2 separate regions of the Homo sapiens genome follow, and region 1 is linked to region 2. Evidence: chromatin contacts called from ENCODE Hi-C or POLR2A ChIA-PET data. All regions are on one chromosome and are shown on one strand. Each heading gives the region's core, a stretch centred on a gene start or an enhancer-like site at or near the end of the contact. The rest is flanking DNA. Distances are from core to core; before and after follow the strand shown. Region 1 overlaps SPEF2 (sperm flagellar 2). Region 2 overlaps PRLR (prolactin receptor).

What was found. Hi-C counts contacts between places; a loop is a spot of excess contacts on that map. ChIA-PET counts read pairs that join two places held with the same protein, here RNA polymerase II (POLR2A). Pooled maps may share reads with other maps.
Region 1: a loop to region 2 is called in a pooled map, with 3 times the contacts of the local background. The contact joins two enhancer-like sites. A Hi-C loop is called at or near these places in 1 of 168 maps with a recorded cell type or tissue (K562), 4 of 37 single-sample maps with no recorded cell type and 6 of 50 pooled maps. POLR2A ChIA-PET finds 5 or more read pairs at or near these places in 1 of 52 experiments (activated CD4-positive, alpha-beta T cell).

The regions. Positions count from the first base shown.
Region 1 is chr5:35,809,251-35,814,591 of GRCh38, forward strand. SPEF2 (sperm flagellar 2) reads left to right here. Exons shown (of 37, transcript NM_024867.4): 37 at 5,214-5,341. The coding sequence ends at 5,303. Among named protein-coding and RNA genes, the nearest start is that of IL7R, 45 kb to the right of the region's middle. Within about 2 kb of position 1,526, at least 3 of the 41 ENCODE cell types and tissues checked have a DNase peak (open chromatin) inside an H3K27ac peak, as active enhancers do.
Region 2 is chr5:35,092,975-35,097,982 of GRCh38, forward strand. The region is part of intron 2 of PRLR (prolactin receptor); the gene reads right to left. Among named protein-coding and RNA genes, the nearest start is that of AGXT2, 48 kb to the left of the region's middle. Within about 2 kb of position 3,442, at least 2 of the 41 ENCODE cell types and tissues checked have a DNase peak (open chromatin) inside an H3K27ac peak, as active enhancers do.

The sequences.
Region 1 (5,341 bases), core at 276-2,775, 710 kb after region 2:
AGAAAATTGAGTACATAATTTGGTCACTGCTCTAAAAAAATTTAACTCCTTTTTGCAAGATAATTTTTACATGCAGGAATTGCAAGAAAGTGATATAAGTTAAACCAACCAAGTGCAAAATTATAGGAATTCAATACTTGACATTTTTGTGCTGGAAGTGTGGAGGGAGTCTGCCCAAGAAGGAATAAGCTAGGTCTTGAACGATAGCCAGGGTTTGGGAAAGTGGAGAGAGGGAAAGGGACGTCTACATGGATTTTGCTGTTGGGGTAGGGAGGCAGCAGAGTCCTGGGTGAAGGCAAGGTCTGGGGAAGGCATGGAAGAAGGACTGCAGGAGCCCCACCCCATGAATAGCCTGGGAAAGGTATAAAATGATCCCATTAAATTGGTCAGATCAGGCCAGATTGCGAAGAACCCAGATGTCACAAAGGGAAATGTGGATTCCATTTGAAAAGCAAGAGAGAATGAACAGGCTGCTGAGCAGAGCATGATATGATGTTAATTTCTTCATCCCTAAGCATTCCTTGGGGATATTGTGCCATAATGTCATCCTGCACAACGTGGATTCCATAGGCCCATCTCTCTAGACTGCATTTTAGCTTACATTCCCTGCTCCACATATCAGGGAACAGCTCTCTTACATTGAACCAGTAAAATAATTTGCAAAATCCTTTGGAATTATGTAAAATAGGACTTATTTTATATTGCTGATTACAAGTAGGAGCATAAAAATGATGCCACAATTATTTCCTCTCATACTGGAAAGAAAACTCCCACAAAATCAGTATGACTTGAAAATATCTTCACTCTGAGCAGAGTGATTAAATATGATGAACTTGCAAAGAAGATTCTATTTGACAATTTGCTTGAGAAAAGAAAATAGCCAACAGATGGCTACCTTCAAGAGTTAGCCTTTCCGAATAGGTGTTCTGACTTCCCAGGAAACCTGTCATCCATAAGACTCCCCCACTTTATTTTTTTGAGACAGAGTTTTGCTCTTGTTGCCCAGGCTGGAGTGCAGTGGCATGATCTGGGCTCACTGCAACCTCCACCTCCTGGGTTCACACGATTCTCCTGCCTCAGCCTCCTGAGTAGCTGGGATGACAGGTGCCTGCCACCACGCCCAGCTAATTTTTTGTATTTTTAGTAGAGATGGGGCTTCACTATGTTGGCCAGGCTGGTCTCGAACTCCTGACCTCAGGCGATCCACCCGCCTCAGCCTCCCAAAGTGCTGGAGGACTCCTTTTAAGTTATACATTCCCCTCATTTCTGAAGGAGTGTCAGCAACTAGCAATGTTAACTGAAGTACTATTGGCATTTGGAGCAGCACAGTTCCTCTTTGAGGATAACTGTCCCAAGTGTGGCAGAATACCTAACATTTCAGGCCCTACCCCCTGTATTCCAGGAACATCCTGACATACTGATCTCCAAAACCACCTCTGCCTGCACATTTGCCAAGCTTTCCTTGATGCACAGTACCCCTCTGGCTGAAAGCCACCCAGCAGCAGGGTGTCTGTCTTCTGTTAACCAGTCTCACAATACCTGTAGCACCTGGCATTCTCATAGCAGAGAGTTAGTTAGTGAGTTAGTTCATTGCCAGAATGCTTCTCTAAGATATACCTGAGTCATCTACTTTAACTCTCCCTCCTCAAGTCCTCCACACCTCTTCCTGGTCACTCCACCAAGGAATCTAATTAGAGGCCAGTAAACTACCACCCAGGGGACTCATTTGTATGATGGTCCATCAAGAAGAGTTGTGCCTGTGTCCTGAAAAGTCTACATTCTAATATTTACAGTGAAAAAGGGTCCCTTTCCAGTAAGGTGTTCTATTCTCATTTTTGCTAAAAAAAAAAATAATAAATAATAAAATAAAAACAAAAGAAATGAAGGAATGGAGAGAAAAGAATCTTTGAAGACTCAAACCACTGCACTCGTCCTGTCATTTTTTGCTTCAGATATCCATGTACAAGTAAATAGATCACATTTTTATAATACACTTCAACCACAGTGATGTCATCTGAAGATCTTTCAAGATAAGAAGAGCAAAAGCTAGAGTGTGGTTTTTCAGGTTAAAATGTTGTTTGCTATTATAAACAGTGGGAAGTGAAGGTTGTTGCCTAACAGCTCTATGTTTACAAGGTTCTTGTTTAGAAGTGACAACATTTTAAGATACATATTTGAAAAAAATAAGTATGCATAATTGTAATAATGCATTTAAGGTGTACTGGCTTTTGGTTATGAGAGTGGGCTCTGGAGCTGCACTGACTGGGTTCATACCTATGAAGTGTGTGGCCTTCGGCAAGTGACCTCAAAGTGCCTTGGTGTCTGCATCTGTAAAATAGGGCCAATGATCATAGTCACCTCATGGTGGGGGGGGTGGGGTTTGTACAAATTAAAGGAGATAATACATATAAAGTGTTTAACTCAGTTCCTGGAAGATAGAAAGCACTCAATATATATGAGATACTACTACTACTACTATTAGGTTCGTGCAAAAGTAGTTGCAGTTTTTGCCATTACTTTTTTTTTTTTTTTTTTTTGAGACAGAGTCTCGCTCTGTTGCTCAGGCTGGAGGGTTGGATTGCTGGATTCAGTGGTGCAATCTTGGCTCACTGCAAGCTGCACCTCCCGGGTTCACGCCATTCTCCTGCCTCAGCCTCCCGAGTAGCTGGGACTACAGGTGCCTGCCACCACGCCCGACTAATTTCTCCATATTTTTTTTATTAGAGATGGGTTTTCAATGTGTTAGCCAGGATGGTCTCGATCCCCTGATCTCGTGATCCGCCCACCTTGGCCTCCCAAAGTGCTGGGATTACAGGCATGAGCCACCGCACCTGGCCTCCCATTACTTTTGATGGCAAAGAACCACAATTACTTTTGCACCAACCTACTTCTACTACTGCTGGTCTGTAGTAGTTACCGTGCACAAGAAATTCTGAATCACGTGCAATTATATGTGGATGGACTAGTGAGCTGGCATCTAATCTCTTGAACACATATGTCTTGTCTTTGGAAAAAAAGAAGGACTTTACTGGTGCAGTGCCATGATGATAAAGGGTCCAAATTGAAGTCCCAGGAAGCCTCTGGTCCATACCTATGTGGAAGTTCCAGATTTTGCGTTGGACATTATAGGCATTCAGCTAAAGTCACTTATTTAATTTCCACTTTCATAGGCCTTGTACAAAAAAGTTATTTTCAAATAATGCTCCTAAATTATTAAGAAAATGATTTGTATAAATATAAGAAGATCAGTGAGGATATTGGAACTGGGTTGTTGGTGAACAAAGTCAATTTCCTGTGATAAATATATATTTATAAATGTAAATGAATAAACAATTTTCTCTAAAAACTTAATAACTTTAGTTTCTTGTGATGAACGCAGGCTCAATTATTATACATTCTTTAAAACAAATATGTAAATCAAGCATATTACCTTATAATTGAGGTTTATATTCAATAGGAGATAGCAAGAAATCTTTTAATGTTAACATTAGAATATCACCAGAAAATATCTTATAAACAAATGAATCAGGACCCAATTACATTAGGATAACATACCTATAATTATAAGTGCGAACTGAAGGAGACTTTCATCCCTCTTGTCTTCAGGGCACCTGACTTTAAAATATTCTCTAAGCTTCTCCTTTATCTTTATAACAAAATATGATAGCTGCTTCAGTGCTTTGTGTTTTCAAAGCACCAGTGTCAAACATTTTCTGGCTTTCACAGGCTCTTCTCCATTCACTGCTACTGAAAATTGTGGTCCCTGATTTCAGCTATAAATTTAGCTAAGACTGGTTTAAATATATCTGGAGCTTATCATTTTCCCCTTGCTATGGAGTGTCAGATAATCACAAGTTAGCTTATTCCTTAATCCTCAAATTAACTTTTGATAATATTAAAATGACATTAGTTATTATAAACATACTATATAAAGAAGACATGTTATTAGGAATTGTAGTGGGCTGGGCACAGTGGTTGCCATCTGTAATCCCAGCACTTTGGGAGGCTGAGGTGGGAGGATTGCTTGAGGCCAGGTGTTTGAGAGAAACCTGGTCAACAGAGCAAGACTCCTCTCTATAAAAAATTTTAAAATTAGCTGGACATGGTGACATGTGCCTGTAGTCCCAGCTACTTAGAAAACTGAGGTGGGAGGATTTCTTGAGCCTTGGAGATTGAGGCTGCAGTGAGCTATGGTCATGCCACAGCACTGCAGCCTGGGTGACAGAGCGAAACTCTATTTCTAAAAAAAATAAATAATAAATGGAAGAATTATACTGGGTAAGACTAGAAAAGTCAATGGGGAGCAGCTTTTCTTTTCCACTTGGTTCACTTAGCATTGACCTTTGGCTTTAGGAGATTTGTGTTTTCAAGGAACAAGATCTCTAAAGAAAATGATTCACTATGATTCCTCGCAGTGACTGATAGAAGCAGTGCATATGTCAATTGGCAAGGGTCAGCACATATGGTGAACAAACTCATGTCTTCTCAACTAAAATGATCACAGTCAAATTGAAGCCTTTGAAACTCAGCTCTGAGGAAAAGGAACTTATATTGTTAAAATACTTCTCTAAAATTGTGAAATAAAAAAAAAAACCTAAAAGCTACCTAAATGCAGTTCTGTATTTTTCACATGTTGGTACTCCTTCTACATTGTAATAATAGTTTAAATATATTTTGAAAAATATCTGTGATTTAAGATGTAAGATAGCTGTATAGCAAATGTAAAACAGGTCATTCTTTCCCTGATGTTTTTACAATGAAAGAATGAGACAATTTCAGGAAAGTAATCTTTTGTTTTAAAATTCTACAAATCTATAGACATGATTAATTTAGCATTAGCATTTACTTTCATAGAGGGTGAATACTGGTTTTTTTGTTCATTCATAAGGAAACAATCTTTTAACTTGCCCATTCATTATATGCCAGGTTCTGTGTAACTGCTTTTACAAATGTTAATTAACCTAATATGACAACTCCATTATTAGGTGTGGAAACTGAGGGTCCAAGATCTTAGATAATTTTCCAAACATACAAGTAGTAAGTCTCAGGGTGGGATTAAAACTAAATGGAGAAATTTGCTCAGTGGAAAAAAAGAAATAAAAACTGTTTAATGGTTGCCATGTACTATGTGATCATTTATTAGTATTTGTATAGTATAGTATTGATCATCCTTTATTAGTATTTGTAACTTCTCTTTGAATCTTTTGTCTTAGGATATTAAAATAATTCTCCAAAGGAGTGAACATGTACAAGGAAGTGATGGAGAGAGATCACCTTCAAGACATACAGAGGAAAAGAAATGAAGACAAAAGAGTGTGATTTTTTTAATTCTGCAATAAAT
Region 2 (5,008 bases), core at 2,192-4,691:
CACCGTGGTATGAACGCCAAGAAAAGTCCCTTCTCCCTTGTGTTGCTTGGCATCAATGCTGATCCTGTTTAGGCCCTCTCTTTCCAAAAGCCTCTCTTCATTCTCCCTTCCATTAAGCCAAGTCTCTTCCACGTAGGCCAACAGTTGAGAAAAAGGTCCAGCAGCTTGTGCTTTTGAGAAACTAGAGCCAGTCTCCCTACATGGAAAATCGGGGCCACACTCCCATGGCCTGGGCTGACCATACTATCCACATTAGGAAGGGAATAACATAGGAGAGGAGGCAGTGTGGCCTCATGAGAGTTAAAAATAAACCAGATCTGAGCTCCCAACATACCACTCCCCACTGTCAACCCCTCATCCTCTGCAATACCCTCTCTTAGACTTCACCTTTATGTTCTGGCCTATGCAGTCCCCAAGCCAATCCTGCCTGCCAGCAATCTCAGCCCTACCATTCTGTGGAACTTGCTCCCAAGACTGGTATCTGGTGATCCCCCTGAGTACAGTCCCCAACCTGTCCTGCTGTATCTGTTGCTGCAACCTTCTACTCAGGTTTTTGACTCAGTTTTCCTAACTCCAGAAATGGACCTACCATTAGGGTCCAGAAATGGACCCTGCCATCCCTGTTAGGCAGGGATTCTGAGGTTCTTTTTAGCTCTTGCAAACTCAGTTCCTGGATAATCAAGCAAGGCCCAATCCAACATTTGAACTTTAGACTATCATACATATGACATGCACAAATTGTAAGTACAGTCATGTGCCACATAATGACATTTCAGTTAATGATGGACCATATATATGATGGTGGTCCCATAAGATTATAATGCTGTATGTTTACTGTTCTTTTTCTATGTTTAGATATATTTAGATACACAAACACTTACCATTCTGTAACAATTGCCTACAGTATTCAGTTCTGTGACAGCTGTATAGGTTTGTAGCCTGGGAGCAATAGGCTATGTCATCTAGCCTAGGTGTGTAGTAGGCTATACAATCTAGGTTTGTATAAGTATACTCTATGATGTTGGTACAACAATGAAATCTCTTGACACATTTCTCAGAACTTAGCCCTATCATGAAGCGACACTTATGACTGTATTCTGCTCAATGAAGTATCACAAAAAGAATATATCTATGTTACCACTCAGGTCAAGAGATTAACCACCAGTAGCACCCCAGAAATCCAACTTGCAACTCCTCCCAATCTCTACCTACTCCTTCCTGATAGAAACCATTCTTCCCACTTCTAACAGTACAGATTAATTTTACCTACCTTTGAACTTTATATAAATAGGATCATACAACATGCATTTCTTGAGTGTGTGTGTGTGTGGCTTCTTTCATTTCACATGGGTGTAGGATTCATCCTTGTTGTTACATGTAGTTTTACATAATTCATTTTCATTTCATCTCATTCATTTTCATTCATGTTATATTGAATGAAATACCATAACTCATTTATTCATTCTACTGTGTTGATGGACATTTGAGTTGTTTCCAGGTTTTGGCAAACTTTGGGTTTTGCTGAGATTGATCAAAACTCGAATGGCAGGGAAGCCCTGTGCATTTCATAATCACTCTGTGCTACCCGCCATATCTCCTGTTAACCTAAATTAAATTTCAAGTGCTTTTTTTGTCCTAAAAAGGCAAAAAGTCTCATTTCTTGCAAACAAATTTTGAATACATTCATCCGTTGTTTTCAGTATTAGGCATTGTGTTAAGGGCTTCCTTCGGGGTCCTTGGCCCACTGGGTTTCCTTACCTGCCTTGTTCTACCTGGGTTAGATGGCCTGAGGCTAACATAACAGGGAGAAAACCTCACATCAGGTACCATTTGATTTCCAGGAGTTGGGCTTTTTTTTTTTTTTTTTTTTTGAGACGGGGTCTTGTTCTGTTGCCCAGGCTGGAGTGCAGTGGCATGATCACCGCTCACTGCAGCCTGGACCTCCCTGGGTCAGGTGATTCTCCCACCTCAGCCTCCTGAGTAGTGGGGACTAGAGGCACGAGCCACCAACACCCAGCTAATTTTTGTATATTCTGCAGTGATGGGGTTTTGCCATGTTGCCCAGGCTGGTCTCAAACTCCTGAGCTCAGGAAATTTACCCGCCTTGGCCTCCCAAAGGTCTGTGATTACAGGCATGAGCCACTGCACATGGCAAGAAGTTGGAGTTTTCTTTCCAGTACAGAATGCCAACACTTAATCTGGAAAGTAAAGGACATAATGTGCTCAGGGCGGGAAGAGGAACAGCAGGGATTAGATATTACATACCAGGCTAAAGATTAAGACTGTTATACAAGCTCTGCCCAATGTCAACAGTCAATGATTGTGAATAAATGAAGCCCAAAAGGTGAAGAAAACAGAAAAAGATTCTAAGACATGGGACAAAACTCTGCATATAGGAAGACTGGTCCCACGCTGGTATTTCAAACACTAGACTTACAGCCAGCATAGTTTTCAGTATTTGACAGGGGAATCTAAAGAAGTTTTAAGGAGAACATGGCAGCCGCTCTTTCAGGAAGACATTGAAAACTGAGGATATAGTGCCAAGAGAACCCTGGCCTGCAGGTGGGGAGATGAAAGTTCCAGCTGTTCTTGCTCTGCCAATAATTAGCTTCACACAAACATGTGCCCACAATGAATGTTTATCTGCCCATAGTCCAGGCAGCATATCTATGCATTTGTCTGTGAAAGTTCACAAGAGGACACTTGCTCGTGTGGTCATTCATTATTATTTTTTTATCATCACCATTATCCAGTTTACATTTTGCTGTTTCTTGAGCAGGTTTCCATCTTGTACCCTGTTTTGAGGTACCCATTGGGGAAAACATCCAGAACTTTCCATAGTGAATTACTTTTATATAAAACGTTTATCACCTGGCAGTTTAGTCAGGTGAACGTAATTAGAAGTAGTTTAGAGGCTGCTGTAAAGTGTTCACCTCTGATTCCAGATATTCCCCTGCCCCTCTCCTAGAAATCCCAAAGGTTCCACTGAGGAAAGAACTTCCTGAAGACTCTGCACTCTGTGAAGATCATCAAGAGGAGCGCATGTGCTGTGCATGGTGATGGCTGCATTTGGTGAGAGGTAGATGATCAGCAGAGATAGGATTTGTCTAAACGAGAGCTGACTTAGACCTTGGGCCACTCAGGAATACCTGTGAAGAACCATCTCCTGGCTTCTAACCTAGTCAGGGCAAATTACTCCAATACGATATATGTGCCTTTGCACTGGAGTCACTTTAATAACACAGAACACCGATGCTTCCCCATGGCTGGAAGTATTGCTTCCAAATCTAATCACATTAACTCCACTCACTCACTACAGCTTCCTCATCCTAGCAACATCTTTTATCCCAAGGAGGCTTGTTTTCGAGCAGTCTTTTTGGCTTAAAGGCAAGAATAGGAATTGGATGAGTTTCAATTTCCCCCAGCCAGTGCACATGTAGGACAGATGGTGGAAAACCCACGTTGGCCTGATTTTCAGAGGAACTAGTCCCTCATGAGATCATCAATCAGTTACTAACAATCAAAAAACACCCATAAATCATACATTATGTTTTGCAGTTTACAGAGCTGTTCTATAGACATCAGTGGTTTCTAATCCAGGATTCCCATTACAGTCCAAGGAGTGTCTTAAAATTTCTTTTCTTTACTTTCTTTTTTTTTTTTTGAGACAGAATCTTGTTCTGACACCCAGGCAGGAGTGCAGTGACACGATTTCAGCTCACTGCAGCCTCTGCCTCCCAGGTTCAAGTGATTCCCCTGCCTTAGTCACCAGAGTAGCTGAGATTACAGATCTGCACCATCACGCCTGGCTAATTTTTGTATTTTCAGTAGAGACGGGCTTTACCATGTTGGCCAGGCTGGTCTTGAACTCCTGGTCTCAAGTGATCTGCCCACCTCAACCTCCCAAAGTGCTGGGATTACAGGCGTGAGCCACTGTGCCCGGCCTTAAAATTTTTCATTTCTTTGTTTTGTCCCTGGACATTCTCACTAATTGGCTCAGAATTGAGCCCACTTGGAAGGACATGGGCATTTTAAAAAAAACCTTTCTAGATGATTCTAAATTAAAGCTGGGGTTGAAAACCACTGACTTACATGCTATCACCTGACACGTAAATTCTCTGAGTCCTCTAAGGCAGCCTTCCTCCTGATAACAGCTGACTCAGCATGCTCCCCATATAACACCTCCAATAGGAGGCAACTTTATCTCACAAGCCTCCCATGTTCTCAGACCTGTGTGCCAATAAAATCAGCAAACCCTTGTATAGAATACACTTATAAATACATAAAAACATGTATAATATCACACATGAAATGTTTATATGTGATCCACTGCATGCCAGGCACTGTTTTGTTAACTCGCTTCACCCTCACAAGAAGCCTGAGGTGTAGGTATTATTATTATTCCTTTCTAACAGATGAGGACACTGAGGCCCAGAGACGGTCTGCGAGTTGTCCAAGGTCACACAGCTAGTGAGTTGTCCAAGGTCACACAGCTAGTGAGTTGGATATGGAGGAAGAGGAACTCAGGATTTGATCTCTGGGGTCTGTGCTAACTATCACACTTTCAAACGTGCAATGACCCTCCTTCAAGGAGCTCCAGAAGTACAAAATCCATGCTGGCTGTGAGGAGTGGGGACAGGTCAGAGGACCTTGGGGTCGTAGATTCTGAGTCCTCTAAGGCAGCCCTCTTCCTAATAATGGCTCACTCAGCATGCTCCCCCAATCCAAAGGCAGGTCTGATGCTGAAGGCTGTGGGAACCGGGGAGAGCTCTTCAATAGCAGTAGGTATTCCTGGGGCATCATGCCTGGGCACCACTGCCTACTTCAGATCATATGTGTCAAGATCTTTGGAAAGGGGGGCCCTAGGAAGGGGATTTTTAACAAGCACTTAGATGATTCTTATCACGCTCAAGTTTTGGAGCCTGAGCTCAAGCTGAGAGGGGCAGGAAAGGAAGATGCAGTGGAGGAGGCAGAGTGGCTTCCTCTCTACGGGAAATGTTGTATTTAG